Regions from separate parts of the Homo sapiens genome. Here all the other regions are linked to region 2. Evidence: chromatin contacts called from ENCODE Hi-C or POLR2A ChIA-PET data. All regions are on one chromosome and are shown on one strand. Each heading gives the region's core, a stretch centred on a gene start or an enhancer-like site at or near the end of the contact. The rest is flanking DNA. Distances are from core to core; before and after follow the strand shown. Region 1 has its middle 32 kb from the start of CLIP1. Region 2 holds the start of ABCB9 (ATP binding cassette subfamily B member 9). Region 3 holds the start of CLIP1 (CAP-Gly domain containing linker protein 1). Region 4 holds the start of TCTN2 (tectonic family member 2).

What was found. Hi-C counts contacts between places; a loop is a spot of excess contacts on that map. ChIA-PET counts read pairs that join two places held with the same protein, here RNA polymerase II (POLR2A). Pooled maps may share reads with other maps.
Region 1: a pooled map shows a loop between it and region 2 (3-fold over the local background). The contact joins the enhancer-like site here to the promoter of ABCB9 in region 2. A Hi-C loop is called at or near these places in 2 of 50 pooled maps. POLR2A ChIA-PET finds 5 or more read pairs at or near these places in 3 of 52 experiments (Caco-2, T-cell and activated CD4-positive, alpha-beta T cell).
Region 3: a pooled map shows a loop between it and region 2 (3-fold over the local background). The contact joins the promoter of CLIP1 here to the promoter of ABCB9 in region 2. A Hi-C loop is called at or near these places in 7 of 50 pooled maps. POLR2A ChIA-PET finds 5 or more read pairs at or near these places in 2 of 52 experiments (GM12878 and activated CD4-positive, alpha-beta T cell).
Region 4: a pooled map shows a loop between it and region 2 (4-fold over the local background). The contact joins the promoter of TCTN2 here to the promoter of ABCB9 in region 2. A Hi-C loop is called at or near these places in 1 of 168 maps with a recorded cell type or tissue (naive thymus-derived CD4-positive, alpha-beta T cell) and 5 of 50 pooled maps. POLR2A ChIA-PET finds 5 or more read pairs at or near these places in 1 of 52 experiments (OCI-LY7).

Annotation. Positions count from the first base shown.
Region 1 is chr12:122,451,407-122,457,153 of GRCh38, reverse strand. No RefSeq gene overlaps it. Among named protein-coding and RNA genes, the nearest start is that of CLIP1, 32 kb to the right of the region's middle. Within about 2 kb of position 3,098, at least 7 of the 41 ENCODE cell types and tissues checked have a DNase peak (open chromatin) inside an H3K27ac peak, as active enhancers do.
Region 2 is chr12:122,962,644-122,967,815 of GRCh38, reverse strand. ABCB9 (ATP binding cassette subfamily B member 9) reads left to right here and starts at 1,353. Exons shown (of 12, transcript NM_019625.4): 1 at 1,353-1,529. RefSeq lists a silencer at 1,045-1,334 and enhancers at 1,099-1,904, 1,905-2,712.
Region 3 is chr12:122,419,482-122,424,816 of GRCh38, reverse strand. CLIP1 (CAP-Gly domain containing linker protein 1) reads left to right here and starts at 2,148. Exons shown (of 26, transcript NM_001247997.2): 1 at 2,148-2,296. RefSeq lists an enhancer at 873-972 and silencers at 2,082-2,431, 2,452-2,851.
Region 4 is chr12:123,669,479-123,675,112 of GRCh38, reverse strand. TCTN2 (tectonic family member 2) reads right to left here and starts at 4,000. Exons shown (of 18, transcript NM_024809.5): 1 at 3,791-4,000; 2 at 3,499-3,606; 3 at 2,981-3,057; 4 at 1,303-1,498. The coding sequence starts at 3,872.

The DNA.
Region 1 (5,747 bases), core at 1,849-4,348, 510 kb after region 2:
TCATTACACCTGTACTTCAGTGTATAGGGGAAAAAAAACTGTATTTTTAAATTTATTTTATTTTTTGAGTCAGGATCTCCCTAGGTCACCCAGGCACGAGTGCAGTGACCTGATCACAGCTCACTGCAGCGTCAACCTCCCACCTCAGGTTCAGGTGATCCTCCCACCTCAACCTCCCAAGTAGCTGGGACTACAGGTGTGCACCACCATGCCTGGCTAATTTTTGTATTTTTAGTAGAGATAGGGTTTTACCATGTTGCACAGGCTGGTCTCGAACTCCTGACCTCAAGTAATCTGCCCGCCTTGGCCTCCCAAAGTGCTGGGATTACAGGTGTGAGCCACCACGCCTGGTCGTATTTTTTGAGACATGGTCTTGCTGTGTCACCCAGGCTGGAGTGCAGTGGTGTGATCGTAGCTCACTGCAGCCTTGACGTCCTGGGCTCAGGTGATCTTCCCACCTCAGTCTCCTGAGGAGCTGGGACCACAGGCGCACACCACCACACCTGGCTTTTTTTTTATTTTTATTTTTGTGGAGACAGGGTGTCACTATATTACCACTGATCTTGAACTCCTGGGCTCAAGCAATCTTCCCAAAGGATCCTCCCTCAGCCTCCCAAAGTGCTGGAATTACAGGCGTGAGCCACTGCTCTCAGCCTAGCAAATGGTTTTCTCTATAACACTCAACACTTCCAGCACCAGATGTGTGGGGTTTTTCCCACACCAACCCCCTCTTCAACTCTCCAGGCATCAACTGGGGGTTCCACAATTCAACTATGACACAAATGACGTGAGCTTAGAGCAGACCCCACAGGCTTAGTATCACAAGACTTCCCCCCATTTCGGTTGCCAATCTCAAGTAGTGGGTCCCTAGTTTACTCAGACTTCTGTCTGACTTGACTACAAATCGAGGCTCCCATGACCCCTTTTCTAGGTCCAATAATTTGCTATGATGGCTTACAAAACTCAAGGAAACATTTTCAGTTACTAGTTTATTATAGAGAATGTGATAGAGGATATACCTGGCCAGCCAGATGAACAGGTACATAGGGCAAGGTGCAGAAGCGTCTGAATACAGGAGCTTCTGTCCCCGGGGAGCAGGGGTGCGCCACACCCCCAGCATGTGGGCGTTTACTAGCCTGCAAGTTCAGAGATTTTTATGGAGATTTTCTTTCTTTCTTTCTTTCTTTCTTGAGACGGAGTCTCGCTCTTTCGCCCAGGCTGGAGTGCAGTGGCACGATCTCGGCTCACTGCAAGCTCTGTCTCCCAGGTTCACACCATTCTCCTGCCTCAGCCTCCCAAGAAGCTGGGACTACAGGCGCCCGCCACCACGCCTGGCTAATTTTTTGTATTTTTTTTTAAGTAGAGACGGGGTTTATCCATGTTAGCCAGGATGGTCTCGATCTCCTGACCTCGTGATCCGCCCGCCTCGGCCTCCCAAAGTTCTGGGATTACAGGCGTGAGCCACTGCGCCCGGCCTTTCCTTCTTTCTTTTTCTTTTCTTTTTTCTTTCTTTTTTTTTTTTTTTTTGAGACGGAGTCTCGCTGTGTCACCCAGGCTGGAGTGCAGTCTCGGCTCACTGCGAGCTCCGCCTTCTGGGTTCACGCCATTCTCCTGCCTCAGCCTCCTGGGAGTAGCTGGGACTACAGGCGCCCACCACCACACCAGGCTAATTTCTTTGTATTTTTAGTAGAGATGGGGTTTCACCATGTTAGCCAGGATGGTCTTGATCTCCTGACCCGGTGATCCGCCTGCCTTGGCCTCCCAAAGTGCTGGGATTACAGGCGTGAGCCACTGCGCCCAGCCTTTTTTTTTTTTTTTTTTTTTTTTTTTTTGAGACAGCATCTTGCTCTGTCACTACTCAGGCTGGAGTGCAGAGGCATGATCACGACTCACTGCAGCCTCAACTTCCAGAGGCTTAAGTGATCCTCCTGCCTCAGCCTCCCAAAGTGCTAGGTTTACAGACTGAGTCCCCACACTCTGCCTTTATGGAGACTTCTTCATGCAGGCGTGATCCATTATTAACTTAATCTCCAGCCCTTTCCCCTCACCCAGAAGACGGAGGGTGAGGCTGAAAGTTTCAGGATGCTAATCATGGTTTGGTCATTCTGGTGACCAGCCCCCATCCTGAAGCTATCCAAGAGCCCACCAAGTTTGGCTTCATTAGAACAATAGGTCTTCCTGTCACCCAGAAAATTCCAAAGGATTAGGCGCTCGTATTAGGAGACAGGGTCAAAGACCAAATGGTAGAACGAAAGATGCTCCTAACATTTTTTGCTTTAGAAACTGCAAAGGTTTTAGGAGCTCTGGCCAGAAGCCAGGGGCAACAAAGATCAAAATGTATATTTCTATTTTTTTTTTTTTTTGACACAGAGTCTCGCTCTGTCACCCAGGCTGGAGGGCAGTGGTGCGATCTTGGCTCACTGCAGCCTCCGCCTCGCGGGTTCAAGTGATTCTCCTTCTCAGCTTCCCGAGTAGCTGGAATTACAGGCATGTGCCACCATGCCCAGCTAACTTTTGTATTTTTAGTAGAGACGGCGTTTCACTGTGTTGGCCAGGCTGCTCTCAAACTCCTGGCCGAAAGTGATCTGCCCACTTTGGCCTTCTAAAGTGCTGGGATTACAGGCGTGAGCCACCATGCCCGGCCTATTTCTTATTATGTCACAATATCACATCCTATCAGCAGGAGGGAGAAAAGAAAGATAAATGTTTGCCCTCTCCCTTTAAGAAAACTGCCTGGACTGGACACTGTAGCTCACCCCTGTAATCGTAACTACTCGAAGGCTGAGGCCGGAGGATCGCTTGAGCCCAGGAGTTCAAGTTTGCAGTGAACTGTAATCATGCCACTATACTCTAGCCTGGGCAACAGAGCAAGCCTCCATCTCTTACACACACACACACACACACACACACACACACACACACTTCCAAGAGGTTGCATGGGCTACTTCAGCTTGGCCAGAACTTATTTTCATGGCCATCCCTAATAACACAGGAAGTTAGGAAATGTCTTCATTCTGGATGTCACATGGCAGGAAGAATCAGATACAGGAAGAGGGTAGAATGGCTTTGAGGGGGGCGGGACTTCTGGTAGTCTCTGCTTCAGTCTTTGAAAATGGAAGCACAGTAGTGAATGTTATAGTTGACTGTGCAATACTCACTTTACCCTGATCATGGTATATTCAGGGTGGACAGACCTGGGCCCATCTGGGCCCACCTGGGCCAAGGAGATGCATGCCAGAGGGTGCGTGTGTGCGTGCACGTGTGTGTGTGCATGCACACGCACACTTAGAAAACCATAGGAAAGGCCAGGAGCAGTGGCTCACACCTGTAATCCCAGCACTTTGGGAGGCCGAGGCAGGCGGATCACCTGAGTTCAGGAGTTCGAGACCAGCCCGGCCTAAAGGGCGAAACCCCGTCTCTACTAAACATACAAAATTAGCCAGGTGTGGTGGCGCAGGCCTGTAGTCCCAGCTACTAGGGAGGCTGAAGTAGGAGAATCGCCTGAACCTGGGAGGCAGAGGTGGCAGTGAGCCAAGATTGCACCACTGCACTCCAGCCTGGGGAGACAGAGTGAGACTCTGTCTCAAAAAAAAAAAAAAAAAAAAAAAGCAAAAGCAAAAGCAAAAGCAAAGCAAACCACAAGAAAGCATGAATAGGAAATTGTCAGGCCTCTGAGCCCAAACTAAGCCATCATATCTCCTGTGCTGCACGAATACATCCAGATGGCCTGAAGCAACTGAAGATCCACAAAAGAAGTGAAAATAGCCTTAACTGATGACATTCCACCACTGTGATTTGTTTCTGCCCCACCCTAACTGATCAATGTACTTTATAATCTCCCCCACCCTTAAGAAGGTTCTTTGTAATTCTCCCCACCCTTGAGAATGTACTTTGTGAGATCCACCCCCTGCCTGCAAAACATTGCTCCTAACTCCACCGCCTATCCCAAAACCTAAAGGAACTAGTGGTAATCACGCCACCCTTTGCTGACTCTCTTTTCGGACTCAGCCCGCCTGCACCCAGGTGAAATAAACAGCCTTGCTGCACACACAAACCCTGTTTGGTGGTCTCCTCACACAACGCATGAGACAGAAATGTATCATATATCATATCCATTGCTCTGGCAACCATCTTACCTTAGGATGGTTGAATGAAGGATGAAGCCACCTCCGCAAATGGCAGAGAAAGAGAAGAAAAGATTTTGGGTGCTTGAGAAATTTAGCGGCTTGAGCCACTACATCAACCAGCCCTGAAGCTGAACCGTGTTGCAAACGTCCTGTTTTGTGAGCTAATGAGTCTCCTTATTGTCTCCGCTAGTCTGAGTTAGACCAGCTGCTGAAATCGTGATAACTGATGTAAACTCTAATAAAATGTAAGGTAATTTTTGACCAGCAGAGCATAAACCTCAACATCTGACTGGTCCCAGCAGATTTAGGCACCCTTATCTCCTTTTAGCTTTAGGAATTTCATTTGGGATTCAAATGGCTTTATCTGACAGGAACATATGCATAGCTGTTTCCAGGTAGGCTCTGATGGCCTGTATTTGATGGAGTAAGATTGGTTTTACATTTAAGAAAGGTTAAAGTAGAGGGGAACAGGCATTCTCATACATTATTGGTGGGGATATAAATTGGCTCACTCTTTTTTGGGAGGGTAATTTTTTTAAAAATGTAAATGTACATATTTTAGATTCAGTGGTTCTAATCTAAGCATTAATCCTACAACTATGTTTGTAAAAGCACACTGTATGCGCTTCAGATTCAAGCTTCTTGGTAAGACAAAAAACATTTTTAAGAAGAAAAGAAATACGAGTATACTATATATGCACCCAAGGCTGTTTATTGTGGCAATGTGTGTAGTAGCAAGTACTGAAAATAACCTAAATGTCTATTGGTAGGAATCTGTTGAAATCATAGCACACTATGATCTTACAACGCAATGGTTTAAAAAAATGAGGAGGCTGGGTACAGTGGCTCGCGCCTGTAATCCCAGCACTTTGGGAATCTGAGGCAGCAGGATCGCTTGAGCCTAGGAGTTCAAGACCAGCCTGAACGACATGGCAAGAACTCATCTCTAGGGAAAAAAAAAATTAAATAATTTAAAATATGGGGCCAGGCGTGGTGGCTCATGTCTATAATCTCAGCACTTTGGGAGGCCGAGGCAGGTGGATCACCTGAGGTTGGGAGTTCGAGACCAGCCTGGCCAACATAGAGAAACCCCGTCTCTACTAAAAATACAAAATTATCCTGTAATCCCGCATACCTGTAATCCCAGCTACTCGGGAGGATGAGGCAGGAGAATTGCTTGAACCTGGGAGGTGGAGGTTGCAGTGAGTAGAGGTTGCACCACTGCACTCCAGCCTGGGCAACAAGAGCAAAACTCTGTCTCAAAAAAAATTTTTTTAATATAAGGTAATCTACATCTTCTGATATGGAAAGAGGTCTATCTAGAGGTCTATCTATATATTCCCCTAATATATGTATTAACTAAAGAGTGTGGGTGTGTGTGTATATATAAAAGATAAGTTGTAATAGATAATATATAACATGTATTATTTAATATATTAACTTTTCTTTGTAATACATGTTAACTAAACTATATTACACATATATGTATGTTACATTTTATATTGTTACTGGAATACATATATTTATATATATATACTTTGTTAATTTTTTTTTGAGACAGAGTCTTGCTCTGTTGCCCAGGCTGGAGTGCAGTGGTGCGATCTCTGCTCACTGCAACCT
Region 2 (5,172 bases), core at 104-2,603:
GAGTGCTCCAAAAAGCCTCTGTTCAGGGCTGGGCACACATGGCTCACGACTCTAATCCCAGCAGTTTGGAAGGCCAAGGAGGGCAGATCACTTGAGGTCAGGAGTTTGAGACCAGCCTGGCCAACATGGCTAAACCCCATCTCTACTAAAAATACAAAAATTAGCCAGGCGTGGTAGCGGACACCTGTAATCCCATCTACCTGGGAAGCTGAGGCAGGAGAATCACTTGAAGCTGGGAAGCAGAGGCTGCAGTGAGCTGAGAACTCGCCACTGCACTCCATCCTGGAGTCTCTGTCTCAGGAAAAAACAAAGCCTCTGATCAGAGGATCCAGGGATGTGGGCAGTTCTAGCCCCACCTGCTGCCCCTCTGGGCCGTAAGTCCACTCCCCCACCCACTTCCCACGGTTCAGGCCACATGGACCCTTTTCTGGTCCTCAAGTGGCCAAGTTGGTTCCCACCTCAGAGCCTTTGAACTTGCAGGCCTTAGCGTAGGATGTTCCTCCCTCCCCGTGGCTCACGCCTTCTCACCTTTCACTTACACAATTTTATTTATTTTACTGCATCCAGTACCTGAATGGCCTTATGCACTTACTTGCTGATGTTCTGTCCCCTTCACGCCATGAAGGCTGGGAGTTTTCTGTCTTTTCACACACAGCTGTGTTCCCAGCACCTGGCAGTCACTGAGGACATATCGCTGCCTCCCCTCTCCAATGCCCCGAATCCCTGATCTTGCACCAATTTTCTCCGTAAAATGTATTCCCTTCCAATATATCTCATTTGCTTATATGTGTTGTCTGACACCCTCACTAGAATGTCAGCTCCAGAAGGGCAAGGATCTTGTTTTGTTAATTGTTTAATTTCAAATGCTTAAAAGGGCATATGGCACGCCGTAGGCACTGGATAAATATCTGTTGGGTGAACGAATGAAAGAATAAGTGAATGAATGAGGACCATAACCCACCCTCCTGGACTGGCTGGCTGTCCCTCCAGGGAAAAAGGCCAGTTAAAAAGCTGGCCTCCTTCAGGTGAAACCATTTCCGTCCCCTCAGGATGGGCCCGTGGCTCCAGGTGGAGGCCAGCACGCAGTGTGGAGGGCCTGGTTGGCCAGATGTGGGAGGAGTTTGCCACAGGTGAGCAGGTGGCCAGCTGTGGCCCCGCCCCCAGGAGGCCCGTCCCCACCCGGAGGCTTCGCCAGCCCCCTCCTCGGGGGCCCCGCCCCGTCCAGGAAAGCCCGCCCACTCCTCCTGAGGCCCCGCCCCTCCCGGGAGGCTCCGCCGGTCCCTGCCCCAGGATCCCCGCCCCCTCCGTCACTGAGGCCCCGCCCCGTCCATCAGCCTGTCTCAACGCACGCCAGTCTCAGCTCCGACCTTGCAGCGGCGCAGCGCGGGTGGGAGGCGGGGAGGAGCAGCGGGAAGAGCGGAGCGAGGACCGCGTCCGGCGCAGTCTTCAATGAGCAGCGCGGAAACTGCACCCCAGACCCGAGCCTGCTGCGCGCCCCCTCCCAGAGCTCACCTGGTGCCAGGTAACAGGTAAGGGCAAGGCACCCTAGACCCCTGGTTTTGGGACCTTTCCAGGCCAGGGTGCCAGGCCAGGCACGCGTTGGGGGGCGTCTGGGCACCCCTGCCTCGGTGGGAATAGGCATCTCGGTTGAAGGTGGGAGCCTCCCTGGAGCCCTCCCGGAGCCCGCAGCCGCAGCTCCCAGCCCCCATCCCTGCAGCATCCTTTCCGCGCCCGTAGGGCGAATGTTGCCATTTTTTTTAACCCCCAAGGCGCCGCTGCCTCTTGGAAAATGTGGGAGGTGTTGGAGGATCCTGGGATGGCTGTCGTTCCCCCAGGACGGGGCTGGCGCGCCTTCTGAGGGCTCCCACTGTCCATGTCAGGGCTTCCCAGGGATCCTGAGCACCAGGGCTTTGGCAGAAGCCTGGGGGATCTGGCCTGTTCCTGCTGACCTGGGCAAAGCCCTTTTCTCAGTCTCCTCAGCAGGCCAGTGGGCTGCCGCTGCTCCCCGCCATCCACGCTGGCAGTGAGGCCTGTAGGTTCCCAGGGGAGCCTCTTTTATTTCTGGGCCTCTGGAAAAAAAAAAAAAGCCTCCTCCCCCGGCCTGACATTAACTGAGACAGCTTTAAGCTGGGCTGACAGGATCCCCGCCTCTGCCCATTCCCCTTTTCCGGATAGTGCAGGGCCGGGTGACAAGAGGAGGCTTGGAGGGAGGGCACCTCGCGCCTCTCTGCCTCTCCTAGAGCTGAGAGCACCTGAGACAGCTTCTCAAGTCCCAGAGTGAGGCTGGGCCCCACGTGGGCTGCCAGAGGCTCAGCAGGGATGAAATCAGGATGGACCCACGCAGACCCAGCCCGCTCCTGCCCCAGAGCCAGGGACCCCCACAGTCAGGCCCTCCCACCCAGCAGGCCTCTGTCAGTCAGTGCTTTGCTGCGCAGCGAATGGAATGGGCTTATCTGGGTCTGGGCCCACACCGGGGTAAAAAGCTCACCATGTCAGGGGTGAACCGAGGCCACTGGGCCACCCAAGTTCTTTGGCCCCTTTTCTTGCAATCCCTGAATAGCCTGGACAGGGGACCCCCGAGTCTCCATCCTGGAGACCCTGGATGCGGGTCTCCATCCTGCCTTCGTCCTTTTTCTGCGTGTCACTTAACCTCTTCTGTCTCCCCAGCTGTAAAACGAAGCTGATGACCACAGGGTCCTCCCAGGGAAGTGGGGAGGCCTGGCTGCTTTGGGAGGTGCCAGGCACATAGTAGGGCCCGGTGAAGGGTCTCTGTTGCAGTGTCATAATAACTTTTATCTATTGTCTCCTGGCCTTCTCTGCAAAGGGTCTCTGTTGCAGCGTCATAATAACTGCTATCTATCGTCTTCTGGCCTTCTCTGCAGCTGATGCCTAGAGATACCCCAACCAATGTCTCCTACCCTGGGAAGAAAAGCCTTTGACAAGACCCCTGGTGGGGACAAGGCCACTTGCTTATCCTGTGCCATTCTTTAGTGCACGGAGTCAGGGCGAGCCACCCCTGTCTTCCTGGGCCTTGTCCGGTTCTGGGTGGGGCCTATTCTGGCCACCACCTTGTCCTTGTCCCTCAGGCCAAGCAGGTCACCCATGTGCTCACAATTTGCCCTCCAGCTCCACCTGGCCGAGCCCAGCGCATCCTCTGAGTCAGGCAGTTGGAGAGCGGTGACAGGCCTCTAAGCAGCCTTGGCTGGTGGTCACGCTTCTGCCCAGTAGCTTTAAAAATAACGGAGTAACTGTCCCCACCGAGGACTGTAACCCGACCCGGGGCTGGAGTCCACTCTGCTAGGAGTCTGTGGTAGAAGGACTAGTGCTTGGGGGCAGGGACCCAGGTGCTAGCACTGCTCTGCCCCAGCCTGGTGGATGACCTGAGACAAGCCTCACCCCCTCCCTCTGTGGGCCTCAGTTTCCCCATCTGCAAAATGTGGCTTTGGTAGTCTGCGATATGAGTGTTTGAAATTTTGTTTATTCTGATGAAGATAAATAGGCTTCTGGAGGCGGGGGGCATGACTGGTACCCTGGGCTGTTGGGGGATGGGGAAGGAATTCCCCCAGAGGCTGGGAGTCAGGTTGGGAGAGTCAGCCAAGCCCCTGGGCTGCTGTCCAGGTTTTGAGTCTCTTGCGGATCTGCCTCCTGTTCCACTTCTGAGCCCGAGCCCCTTTCTGGGGACTGAGGGACCCCATGTGCCCACCACGAGGAGAGCAGCAGCTGAGGCGGCTGGCAGCACCTGGTGCAGCCGGCAGTGGCTTGGCTGGGAGGCCTGGAATGGCACCAGGCCAGGAGCTTCCCTCCCTGGGCTCTGACTGGAGCTCACCCACTCGCTCGCTCCCCACGGCCTCTGCATTGCAGCAGACAGGAGCCTGCGTGGGCAGCACAGGCAGGGCTGGGGAGGGAGCCAGGACCTGGGCTGAGGGTGTCCGACCATCCTACCCACTTCCCCTTGCCCTTGACCCTGCTTGGCCCTGACCGTCTTTGGAGGGGCAGCTGCTGACTAAGCAACTGTCATCTCTGCGATGGGCTTCGGTGTGCCTGGAGGTGTGGGGGTGAAAGCAGGGCCCAGGCTTGGAGGTTGTTATATCCCCCCACTCCATTCCCCCTCTGCATCTCAGACCCCTTCTCAGCATTAGTAGGGGTTGTGCCTACCTCCTGGAGAGGCTGTTTTGAAGGGTTGGAGCTATGGAGTTGAGAGTACAGATTTTGGAACTGGACGGCCAGGGTTCACATCCCAGCTTGTGACCCAACTCTGTGGGTCACCTAGCTCTGTGACCCAGGGCAGGTCACTTAATCTCTCTGTTCCTCAGTTTTCCTAACTGTAAAATGGGGATAATGATAGGACCTACTTCATAGGGCTCTGGTGAGTGCTGACGCATGTAAGTGCCTGGAGCCAATGTCAGCTGGCACCAGCTGCTGTCATTGCCAGCAATTAGCCTCAGCAGTCTTATCACCTCTGCCACACGGCCCAGCCCTCTGCTGGGGACCCTTTTCCTTAGATGAACACTTCCCGGTAGCATTTTCCTTCACTCTGTCACCCAGGCTGGAGTGCAGTGGCGCAATCTCGGCTCACCGCAACCTCCACCTCCCAGTTTCAAGTGATTCTTCTGCCTCAGCCTCCTGAGTTGCTGGGGTTACAGGCGTGCACCACCATGCTCGGCTAATTTTTGTATTTTTAGTAGAGACGGGATTTCGCCATGTTGCCCAGGCTGGAATCGAACTCGTGAGCTCAAGCTGTTGCCCATCTTGGCCTCCCAAGAGGCCCAGATGGGATTACAGGTGTGAGCCACCATGCCTGGCCCCTGGTAGCATTTTCTATATTGAATGTTATCTTAGTTTAGGGGTGAAGAACACAGATTCTGGGCTCAGACACCTATGAATCCACATCCCAGCTCTGCTATTCAGAAGCTGTGTAATCTTGGGCAAATTCTTCACTTCTCTGGGCCTCAGTTTCTCCATCTGTTAAGTGGAAGGGATGACAGTGCACATCTCACAAAGTTGCTGTGAGGATTAAATAGGTGGGGCCACCTGGATTTGAAGCACATGGTGCAGGGCAGGGCTCACAGGAAGTGCAGTGTTACATCCCTGTCTGCTTGTAGTTATTAGACAACTGCTTTGTGCCAGGCATGCAGTAGACAGGTGGAGAGGCAGATGCTGGGGTCCTACACT
Region 3 (5,335 bases), core at 899-3,398, 540 kb after region 2:
ATTAATGGCCGGGCACGGTGGCTCACGTCTGTAATCCCAGCACTTTGGGAGCCCAAAGCAGGCGGATCACGAGGTCAGGAGATCGAGACCATCCTGGCTAACACGGTGAAACCCTGTCTGTACTAAAAAAATACAAAAAATTAGCCGGGCGTGGTGGCGGGCACCTGTAGTCCCAGCTACTCGGGAGGCTGAGGCAGGAGAATGGCGTGAACCCGGGAGGCAGAGCTTGCGGTGAGCCGAGATCGCACCACTGCACTCCAGCCTGGGCGACAGAGTGAGACTCCATCTCAAAAAAAAAAAAAAAAAAAAAAATTAACGCCAAGACTCCATGATGAACAAAATGATATAATTATAAATAAATAAGCAAATGATGAACATGACAATGACATAGAATAACCCATGAGAACAAGCAAATATACACACACACACACACACACATATATATACATATATATATACATGTGTATATATATATATATTTTTTGAGACAGAGTCTCCCTCCGGCACCCAGGCTGGAGTGTAGTGGCTTGAACTCTGGTCACAGCAACCTCCGCCTCCCGGGTTCAAACAATTCTCGTGTCTCAGCCTCCCGAGTAGCTGGGACTACAGGCATGCACCACCATGCCCAGTTAATTTTTGTATTTTTTGTTAGAGACGGGGTTTCACCATGTTGGCCAAGCTGGTCTTGAACTCCTGTCTGCAGGTGATCCACCCACCTGGGTCTCTCAAAGTGCTAGAATTACAGGCGTGAGCCACCACACCCAGCCCCAAAACAATATTTTTAATAAAGACAGGCTCAGCCTACTGAGTAGAGAAGAAAAGACAAGCCCATAAGTGTTCCTAGCTGAACTCCCCCATTAGAAGTGGTCTGTGCCTCATCCTATGACATCTATGATTCCACAGCTTGCTGATTACAGCTGAAGACTGTTTAGATTAGGGGGTGAGGCGCGCCTTTCAGATTAGGAATATGGATATGGGATTTCAGGAGTACCACCACCACCTGACCTTGCAGCCTGTAAATTAGGGCGATGTTGAATTAGGTAACAGCATTTCGAGGGATTTCAGACATGAATGGAGAGGAGGGGCCAGGAGACAAATTTACATAGTTCAGAACTTCGTGCATTACCAGAGCAGTTCCCTCTTCCTGCTGGTCCAGGCAGCACGGTGCTTTGAATAAAGGTCAGCTAGAGGGGTCACCCGCCGATTATTCTCTTCTACTGGCAAGGAGGAGGAAGCCCCTGCCCCCTTATCCACCACAAAATCCTGGGCTTCCCCGACAGCTGCAAATTCCTCCCTGGAGATGTAAGGCTTCTGGGGTTGCCATGGTCCATGGGAGTGAAATGCTGGCCGCCCTCTGCTACCCCAGCCCCGAGCAGGCTGTTGCAGCCTTCCCTCCTGTCCCTTTCAAAAGCTTTTAAAGGAAATCCCAGGGGGGAAGGAGGATGGGACACTAACCAGGGCTTCCGTCCAAGCAGCCAGGGCGAATAAAAGGGGCTTTTCTCAAACGAACGGAGCAAACCCTGGGATCGTTTCAAAGGATTTTTAACCCGCGGTCGTTCCCGGAGGGAAGTGGGGAGCAGATACAGTTCTTCCCAAGCTTAACCTGCTCTACAGTTCCTTTCAGCATTTTCTCCAGGGACGCCTCATCCAGGGTCTTTCCCTGGAGGGAGGCGAGGGCAGAGATGATCCTTCCCAATCCCCAACTTAACCTGCTTCGGAAGCGCCTTGCAGCCTGTTTCAAAGGATTTCTCACCCTTGTCTGGCGGGAAGGGGAGGGCAAACAAATGAATCAGCCCCAAAGAGCGGGCTGAGGTCGAGGCTGAATGGGGCTCTTGGGTGTGACTTGCAAATTCTGGGAACACTTTGCAGAAATGACGAGAAGCCCCTCGGAGCAGGCCTGTGGGTTTTCCCTCGCACCTTGCTCCCCAAGCCGGGGCTCGGGAGGGTTCGAGGGCGGAGCGGCGGGCGCGCCGGGGCCAGGGTCCTCCCGGGGCCGCGGTGGGCGCAGACAAAGAGGCGGCGGGGCGGCGCGGGGCCGGGCGCGGGCCGCAGGGCCGGTGCGGACTCGAGGGGCCGGGCCGGCCGGGCCGGCCGGGCGGGCGCGGCGGCGGAGCGCTGGGAGGAGCCGCGCGGCGTCTTCTCCTGGCAGCGCGCGCCCGCCCGGCCCCGCGGCGGCGGCGGCGCGTCACGCTCTCCCCCGCCCCGAGCCGACGAGCCGGGAGGCGGGAGGCGGCGGCCGCGGCGGCTGCTGCTGCTGCAGTGGGACAGGTGGCGGCGACCGGCGGCGTCCGAGGAGGTGAGCAGGGGGCGGCGCGGGCCCTCTCCCTTTCCCGGCACCCCCTGCTCCCCTGCCGGCTTCCCGGCCTGCGGGGCCCGCCCAGGGTCGGGTCGGGGGTCGAAGCCCGGCGTCCGGGAGCGGGGCCGAGCCTCGCGCGCCGGAGCCGTCCGGGAGGGGACCGCGGGAGTCTCGGGTGGCCGGCGCCGGAGGCCGGGGGTCCCTGGGGGGCTCCTCCGGAGCTGGAAAAGTGGCGGCCCTGTCAGCGCCGAGCCGGGCCTTCGCTTCCTCCGCCCGCCTCAAGATGGAGCTTGGACTCCTTGCCCCTGCGCCGCCCCAGGCGCCGCTCTCTCCCTGGCGCCCCGCTCCCTCTCCTGGGCCCCGGGGCGGATGTGGGATCGGCCGGACCCCGGGAGGCCGAAGCCGGGCGGGACCTGTTGCCCCGGGCGCCGCGCCTGTCACCTGAGCATTCCTCAGGCCCCGGGTGCCCGGCGCCCGCGATCCGGCATGGAGGGCACCCTGGCCCGGCCTCCCCCGCTGCCCCGGCTTTTGTTTTCCTCTCAAGTGGGGCTGTGATTCTCGGAGACCGGGGAAGGCTGGAGGTGGCCAGATCGCTCTCGGGTTTCCGAAATCACACCGCTGCCCGGTAATCCGAACCTTCTACCGCGGCAGGGGATTGGCGCGGAAGGCAGATGACACTTGTTCAGAGGTTATTTTACAAGCAGAACCTAGCGATTGCCCGAATTGGAAGGTCCTGCCTTTCAAAAATCGGGTTTTGATTCGGGGGTGAATCCTGAATCCGGCTGTTTCTCCACTTCATGTGGCTTTTCCATCTGGCAGGAGCCGAGCGCCACCCCCTCCTCCCTGCACAGCCCCACCTCTTTGGTATGAAGAAATTACACGTTGTCCGTCATCGGTTTAGATACCTGTTTTTAGCAAAACTTGGGCGCCAGTGAACTGTTTTTTAAAACAAAGGGTGGAGAAGATTCTGTAATTGTGTGTGTGTGATTCAGCAGCCTGGCCTTCTTCCTCTTTTAGGACAGTGGCCCCTAGCAGCTCTATAAGTATTAAGTGCTGTGGCCACTGCTGTCATTAGGGTTATGATTCTGGCTGTTCTTATTATTTGATTTGTGTCACTACTGTTAGCGATGGTATCCACGAATCAGGAGAGTATCCCAGAGTCAGGAATGTGTTTGTTTGACTTTTAGATTTAATGATAACCTTTAGCAAGAATCCCCAGGCATGTCGCTTCTCAGACTTGGGGCCTTTTTTTCTCTGTAAATTATAACAATGAACATTTATTGAAGGCATCTTGTGGCCAGGCTCTGGGCTAGCTTTTTATGTGTTTTATTTCATTTAATCAACCCTAACCCAGTGAGCGTGCTGTCGTCATGTGCATTCGGCAGGAGGGTCATAGAAAGGTCAAGTAACTTGACCAGGGTTATACAGCTAAGCACCTGAAGTCAGAATACCTTTTACCAGCATGTGAACTCAGGTATTCTGACTTCAGGTGCTTAGTTATTCGATTAGTATAGGGAATCTGTGGCAAAAAGCAAGGCTAGTCTGTCTGTCTGTCTATCCATCCATCAATCAATCAATCAATCAATGAGAGGGAGCCTCAATCTGTCCCCCCGGCCAGAGTGCAGTGGCGTGATCTCAGCTCACTGCAATCTCGGCCTCCCAGGTTTAAGCGATTCTCGTGCCTCAGCCTCCTGAGTACTGGAATTACAGGTGCCCGCCACCACGCCCGGCTAATTTTTGTATCTGTGGTAGAGATGGGGTTTCACCACGTTGCCCAGGCTGATTTCGAACTCCTGGGCTCAAGTCATCCACCTGCTTTGGGCTCCCAAAGTGCTGGGATTACAGGTGTGAACTACCGCACCTGGCCCCAAGGCTGGTCTACATTAAAGCAAAGTTGAAGTGGGTAATTGCTTGGCCAAAGGCTTGTGCCCGATTTTTAAGGTTCAGAGAAAGCAGTTAAGTACATCTTCCCACTAGACCTAGTTCAAAGGGGAAAACTGAAACCGGGTGGGACCCTGGGTAGGTATTTTGCCTGAAGATCAAGATTTTGCCCTTCCCTATTTTTTCAATCATTGCTTCAGCTCCAGCTTGCACTTCAGCATGACATAAGCTAATCTGGTTTCTGTCCTATTGAGGAGTTTAGAATCTGATATCCTTATCTCTTTTTTTTTTTTTGACATGGAATTTCACTCTTGTTGCCTAGGCTGGAGTGCAATGGAGTGATCTCGGCTCACTGCAACCTCTGCCTACTGGGTTCAAGCGATTCTCCTGCCTCAGCTTCCCGAGTAGCTGGGATTTTAGGTGCCTGCCACCATGCCTGGCTAATTTTTTGTATTTTTTTAGTAGAGATGGAGTTTCATCACGTTGGCCAGCCAGGCTGATCACACCTGACCTCAGGTGATCCGCCTGCCTCAGCCTCCCAAAGTGCTGGGATTATAGGTGTGAGCCACCACGCCTGGCCTGATGTCCTTATCTTAAAAAAAATTTTTTTTACCTAGTGGCTAAAATTCACTCTGTCACATCCCATGTGACTCATAAGGGACATGAACTAACTCAGTCATGTTTGATTCTTGCTTTTTTTTTTTTTTTTTTTTGAGACAGAGTCTCGCATCTCGCTCTGTTGCCCAGGCTGGAGTGCAGTGGTGCAACCTCCGCTTCCCAGGCTCAAGCAATTCTCCTGCCTCAGCCTCCCGAGTAGCTGGGATTACAGGCACACACCACGGCACCGGGCTAGTTTTTGTATTTTTAGTAGAGACAGGGTTTCACGATGTTGGCCAGGCTGGTCTCGAACTCCTGACCTCAAGTGATCCTCTCACCTCGGCCTCCCAAAGTGCTGGGATTACAGGCATGAGCCACTGTGCCCGGCCGATTCTTGCTTTTTAAGTGCTGTCTGCTGGGATTCGAAAGCCAGTGGATGGTGTATAAGAGATGAGTTGATTCTCTTATGGCCCATACAAAGGTAGGCACCTTTGAACCTTTCACATACTGGGCACCTGGTTCTTCGTTATTACTTACAGGTAGATTTCTGGTCTTCCTTGA
Region 4 (5,634 bases), core at 2,751-5,250, 700 kb before region 2:
TGGGCCCAGGAGTTCAAAACCAGCCTGGCTAACATAGTGAGACCCTGTCTCTACAAAAAATGTAAAAACTAGCCAGGTGTGGTGGTGCACGCCAGTAGCCCCAGCTACTATGGAGGCTGTGGCAGGAGGATCGCCTGAACCAGGAAGGTTGAGGCTGCAGCAAGCCAGGATCGTGCCCCTGCACTCTAGCTCCAGCCTGGGTAACAGAGTGAGACCGTGTCTCTAAAAAAAATGAAAATAAAAATAAATTTTAAAAAAAGCTGGAAATGATGTAAACTTCATCAGCCTCAAACTCCTACGCTCAAGCGATCCTCCCACCTCAGCCTCCCTAGTAGCTAGGGCTACAGGCAGGCACCATCATGCCCAGCTTTTTAAAATTTTTTATAGAGACAGTATCTGCTGTGTTGCCCAGGTTGGTCTCGAACTCCTGGGCTCAAGAAATTCCCCCGCCTTGGCCTCCCAAAGCACTTACAGTGTGGGAGCCACTGCGTCTGGCCACCCTTCCTTTTTTCTTCTTAAGATGCAGTCATGACAATCAATGCACGTGCCGAGCACAGTGGCTCACGCCTGTAATCCCAGCACTTTGGGAGGCCGAGGCAGGCGGATCACAAGGTCAGGAGATCAAGACCATCCCAGCCAACATGGTGAAACCCCATCTCTACTAAAAGTACAAAATTAGCTGGGCGTGGTAGCGTGAGCCTGTAGTCCCAGCTACTCGGGAGGCTGAGGCAGGAGAATCGCTTAAGCCCAGGAAGTGGAGGTTGCAGTGAGCCGAGATCACAACACTGCACTCCAGCCTGGTGACAGACTTAGACTCCATCTCAAAAAAAAAAGAGAGAGAATCAATGTACATAAACAAATTTCACCTTCTCCCAAAAAGGATTCAAGGTAGCTTATAAAGATGCAAACAGTAGAGAAAGATCAAATAAATGTTAAATAAAATAGTACAAAATGAAATTTCTTAAAAGAAAACTAAACAAAAGAAAAATAAGTTTAGAAAAGCAAGACAGACTCAAGTGAAGTATACTTTACAAATTGCATGGCATACACTTATAATCAAACAGGTAAGCTTGACACAAATTTTTCTTTTTTTGTTTTTGTTTTTGGTTTTTTTTGAGACAGGGTCCCACTCTGTCACCCTGGCTGGAACGCAGTGGCGCGATCACAGCTCATTTGTAGCATTAACCTCCCGGGCAGCTCATTTATAGCATCAACCTCCCGGGCTCAAGCAATCCTCCTACCTCTTCCTCCTAAGTAGCTGGGAACAACATGAAAGTTTTGACAGTCAAAGACTTCACTTGCCTGAGGCATTATGGGTCAGAGAAGAGTTGGCATAAATTTCCACTTGAATGAGTAGATGTGCTGAACAGGATGAATTATGAGATGCTGAAACCAGAAGGGTCTGGAGGATACAGGGGGACTCTGAGAAGGAATCTGTCTCATTGGAGGAACACCAGTCCAGACCTCTCTTCCACCTCACTGTCACTTCCAACACCTTCTGAAAGGAAAACATTGCTGTATTTTTAAAGTGACTCAAAACAGGGTCTATAAGAATACATAATGGAAAACACAATAAAAGTACACATCAGCCTCCGTTCATTTTATAAAAGGGAAATGTATACAGAGATGACACAGTTATCTTCAGTTCCCCCCCATAAACCTATGGTAACATGCAAGCCCTGATTCTTCTTCCTTAACATAAAAGCAAACAACTTCGGGATACTTAGAGAAAGCTAAACACAGATCTGATAAATAAACTCAGTTTATTGTACACCTTTTTAGTTTCTTTATCATCCTATCAGTGGAAGAGTAAATACACAAAAAAAGTCAATGAAAACAATCCTCAGTTTATCCCAGAATGACTTTAGACATGTACATGTTCACTCCTGGGGTACAAGCAGAGCTTGTCTTTCCTGTCCTTTTCTCTCCAGAATTGATGTTGCATATACTAGGTATCCAATAAACACTTATTAAATAGAAGATGCTTAATCTCTCCAGGTTTGAGTATCCTTACACATAAGCTCAGAGTTGGGCAAGATCAGTGGTTATGAAGCTTTTTTTTTTGAGACGGAGTCTCGCTCATCACCCAAGCTGGAGTGCAGTGGCGTGATCTCGGCTCACTGCAATCTCTGCCTCCCGGGTTCAAGTGATTCTCCTGCCTCAGCCTCCAAAGTAGCTGAGATTACAGGCACCCGCCATCACGCCCAGCTAATTTTTGTATTTTTAGTAGAGATGGGTTTCACCATGTTGGCCAGACTGGTCTTGAACTCCTGACCTCAGATGATCCGCCCTCCTCGGCCTCCCAAAGTGCTAGGATTACAGGCGTGAGCCACCGCGCCTGACCAGCTTTTTCTTTTTTTTTAAGAGACAGGGTCTTGCTCTGTTGCCCAGGCTGGATGAAGTGCAGTGGTGCGATCATAGCTCTCTGCAGCCCTGAACTCCTGGGCTCAAATAATCCTCTTGCCTCAGCTACCCCACCCCCCTCCAAGTATCTGGGACTGTAGGTGTACGCCACCCACCTAATTTTTTTTTTAATTGTTTTGTAGAGACGAGGTCTCGCTATGTTACAGGCTGGTCTGGAACTCCTGGGCTCAAGCAATCCTCCCGCCTCAATCTCCCAAAGCGCTATGAGTACAGGCGTGAGCCACGATGCCTGGCATAAAGCTTTTTTGAATCACTGACCCATTTGATGATCTAAAGGAAACTGGTGACCCTCTCATCAGAAAAATGCACATACACACAGAACTTTACATACAATTTCATAGAGTTCACAGACCCACTGAAATACATCCAAGGACTCCTAACCCCAGGGTAAGGAACCCGTGGGCTGGATAAGTGTCTACCAGATCCAACAGCCCACAATTTCATGATTGTTGAGAGCATGGAGAAAGCCATGCCTTGTTAAATAAAGAGAGCACTGCAGAAACCCTAGCTGGGGGCCTCTTCACAGGCTACAGAGAAGGTTTACTTCTGGCCTTACCGCACCGGGGATCACAGTCACGCTCCAGTCTTCCGTCTCATTGTTCAGCACTCCACACGTCGGAATTGGCAATATTCCTAAAGAAAGAAGACCAGCATGCAAAGGCAGCAAGGTCCAGCAGCTCAGGGGGTGCATTGAGTCAGACTGCCTAGGATGGACTCACATTACAGCCTAAGATTGGGCCCTTTACAAGCTGCTTGACACTGGGACAGTGACAACCTCTCTGAACTTGTTTCTTCCTTGGTCAAAGGGGATGAAAAGATATTACTGTTCTTACTAGGAAAATGGGATGATGCACGATGTTAGCTCAATGAATGCTAACCATTATTATTTCAGGCTTTCTTCGAACCTGTCCGTCTGTCCTCTTTGGCCTACAGCAGCCGCCCGATCCTTTTCTCCCCATGCGACTTTGCAGAGAACAGAGGCAGGGGGCCCCAAGGATGCCACCTCTCCAGGCTCCTTGGGAGGTCTGGATCCAGTCCAACCCCCACCCTCCCCAAAAGAGGGCCGGACTTTACCCGCCTCGTCCTGCAGCACTGCCAGGGACACGGTCACACCCTCGGTGTCTCCGACCAGGGACGCGCTGACCGCAGGGCCGGACATTCGGATAAAAGGAGGGATGAAAGCTAGGCGGGAAGGAAAGGGGACAAGGAGGGGTTAGCAGTGGAAGAATCACCGCCTAAGGTGTGTGTGGCGGCTTGCTTTGGCGTTGTCGACTCCCGAAGCTCCCGGGGGAGTCCAAGTCTGGCCCTTTTAACGCCCAGTCCCCTCAGCCCCGGCCCACCGAGGTCACTGCCGCGCCGTACACACCCAGGTCCCCCCACAGAAGCCTCAGGATGCCCTGCAGAAGGAAAAGCCTCAAAAGAAGAGCGGCCGGAGGCTGGAAGCCCATGCCTTAGACCTCGCGGGCCGGGCACAGCAGAACCGCGCCCTCATTAGAACCCAGGAAGGACTCAGACACGAAAACGCAGCAGCCACTGCCCCGCCGCCGCCATCTTGCAAGCGAACGCCCGGAGCTATGGCAACCACCAATCGGCGGCCGGCCAGGAGGAACGCCGCGCTGTGATTGGACCAGTGGCAAGAGCGGGCACCCCGGCCCCGCCCACAAGGCCTAGCATTTTTGCTGCTTGACTCTGGTGGGGAGAGTGAGGGCTGAAAAACTACCTATCCGGTGCTCCACTTAGTACCTGGGTGACGAAACAATCTGTGCACCCAACCCCCGTGACACGCAATTTACCTATATAGCAACCTGTACATGGACCCCTGGGCCTAAAAGTTGAAAACATCAAAATTAAAAAGGTCCTGAAAAGCAGGAGTGCGTGTCCGGCTCAAAAACTGGAGTTTTCCCCTACCCTGGAATTAATCCAACAATAGCCAAGAGCGATCCTATAGACACTGGCTTCTAAATAAAAAGGGTGGGACTTGCTCCTTAATAAACTTGATTTTTATACGGATTTGTTTTAGGGGTGAGTAGAAAAAGGGGATGGGGCTGCCGCGCTGTGTTTATTATCTTTACTATCGTTTATGATGTATTATTTATATTTTATATTTTTATAAAATAAATATATATTTACAAAATAGATATACTTTGTTTTATATATATATATCAGATATACATACTTGATATATATAAAATACATATAGGCCGGGTCTGGCGGCTCATGCCTGTAATCCCAGCAATTTGGGAGGCCGAGGCGGGCGGATCACAATGTCAGGAGTCTGAGACCAGCCTGATCAACATGGTGAAACCCCGTCTCTACTAAAAATACAAAAAATTAGCCAGGCGTGGTGGCAGGCGCCTATTATCCCAGCTACTCAGGAGGCTGAGGCAGGAGAATTGTATGAATCTGGGAGGCGGAGGTTGCAGTGAGCCGCGATTGCACCACTGCACTCAAACCTGGGCGACAGAGCCAGACTCCGTCTCAAAAATATATTTATTTATTTATTTATCTTATAAAATATATATGTATTTATATTTTATCTTATATATATTTATCTTTTATATAAGTATATATTTTGTAAATTTTATACTTATATGTTATAATTTTATAAAATTTATATTTTTATAATTCTTATCATTATCATTTATTATCACTATTGCTTTTATTATCATTCTCCTAGGTTTTTGAAGGATTTTCTCCCCTGCACAGAGCTCTCAGCACTCTGAAAGCAGATCCAATCACAGAACACACAAGAGGTTTTGCCCAGCAATAGGACAGATGTGAAAGAATCAAAATTCTGTCTGGAAAAAAATTGTTTTTTCTTATATCAGTAGCCTCAGAACATTTCAAATATTGTCACGGCTTGGGGACTGAGAGTGCAGGGTCTGAGGTCAGGCTGCCTGGCATGGGATTTCGCCTTCCCTCCACAGATATTCTCAGCTGTTAAGTGACTTTGGGCAAGTCAACCTCTCTAAGTTTCAGCTTCCTCATCTATAAAAAAGGGATGATAATAATCCTTCCTTGGGGATTGTGTGAGGATGAAATGAGGTAACATATCTAATGAGGTTAAACCAATGGCTGGCATACAGTAAGCACTCAGTTAATGATCAGTTACTTGTTAACTATCAGAGAGGTGGTGTATCCTTTAGCTGAGACAATCATGGTGTTCAGCATTGTGGCTGACTGACGGTAAATGCCAAGTAAATGTTTGCC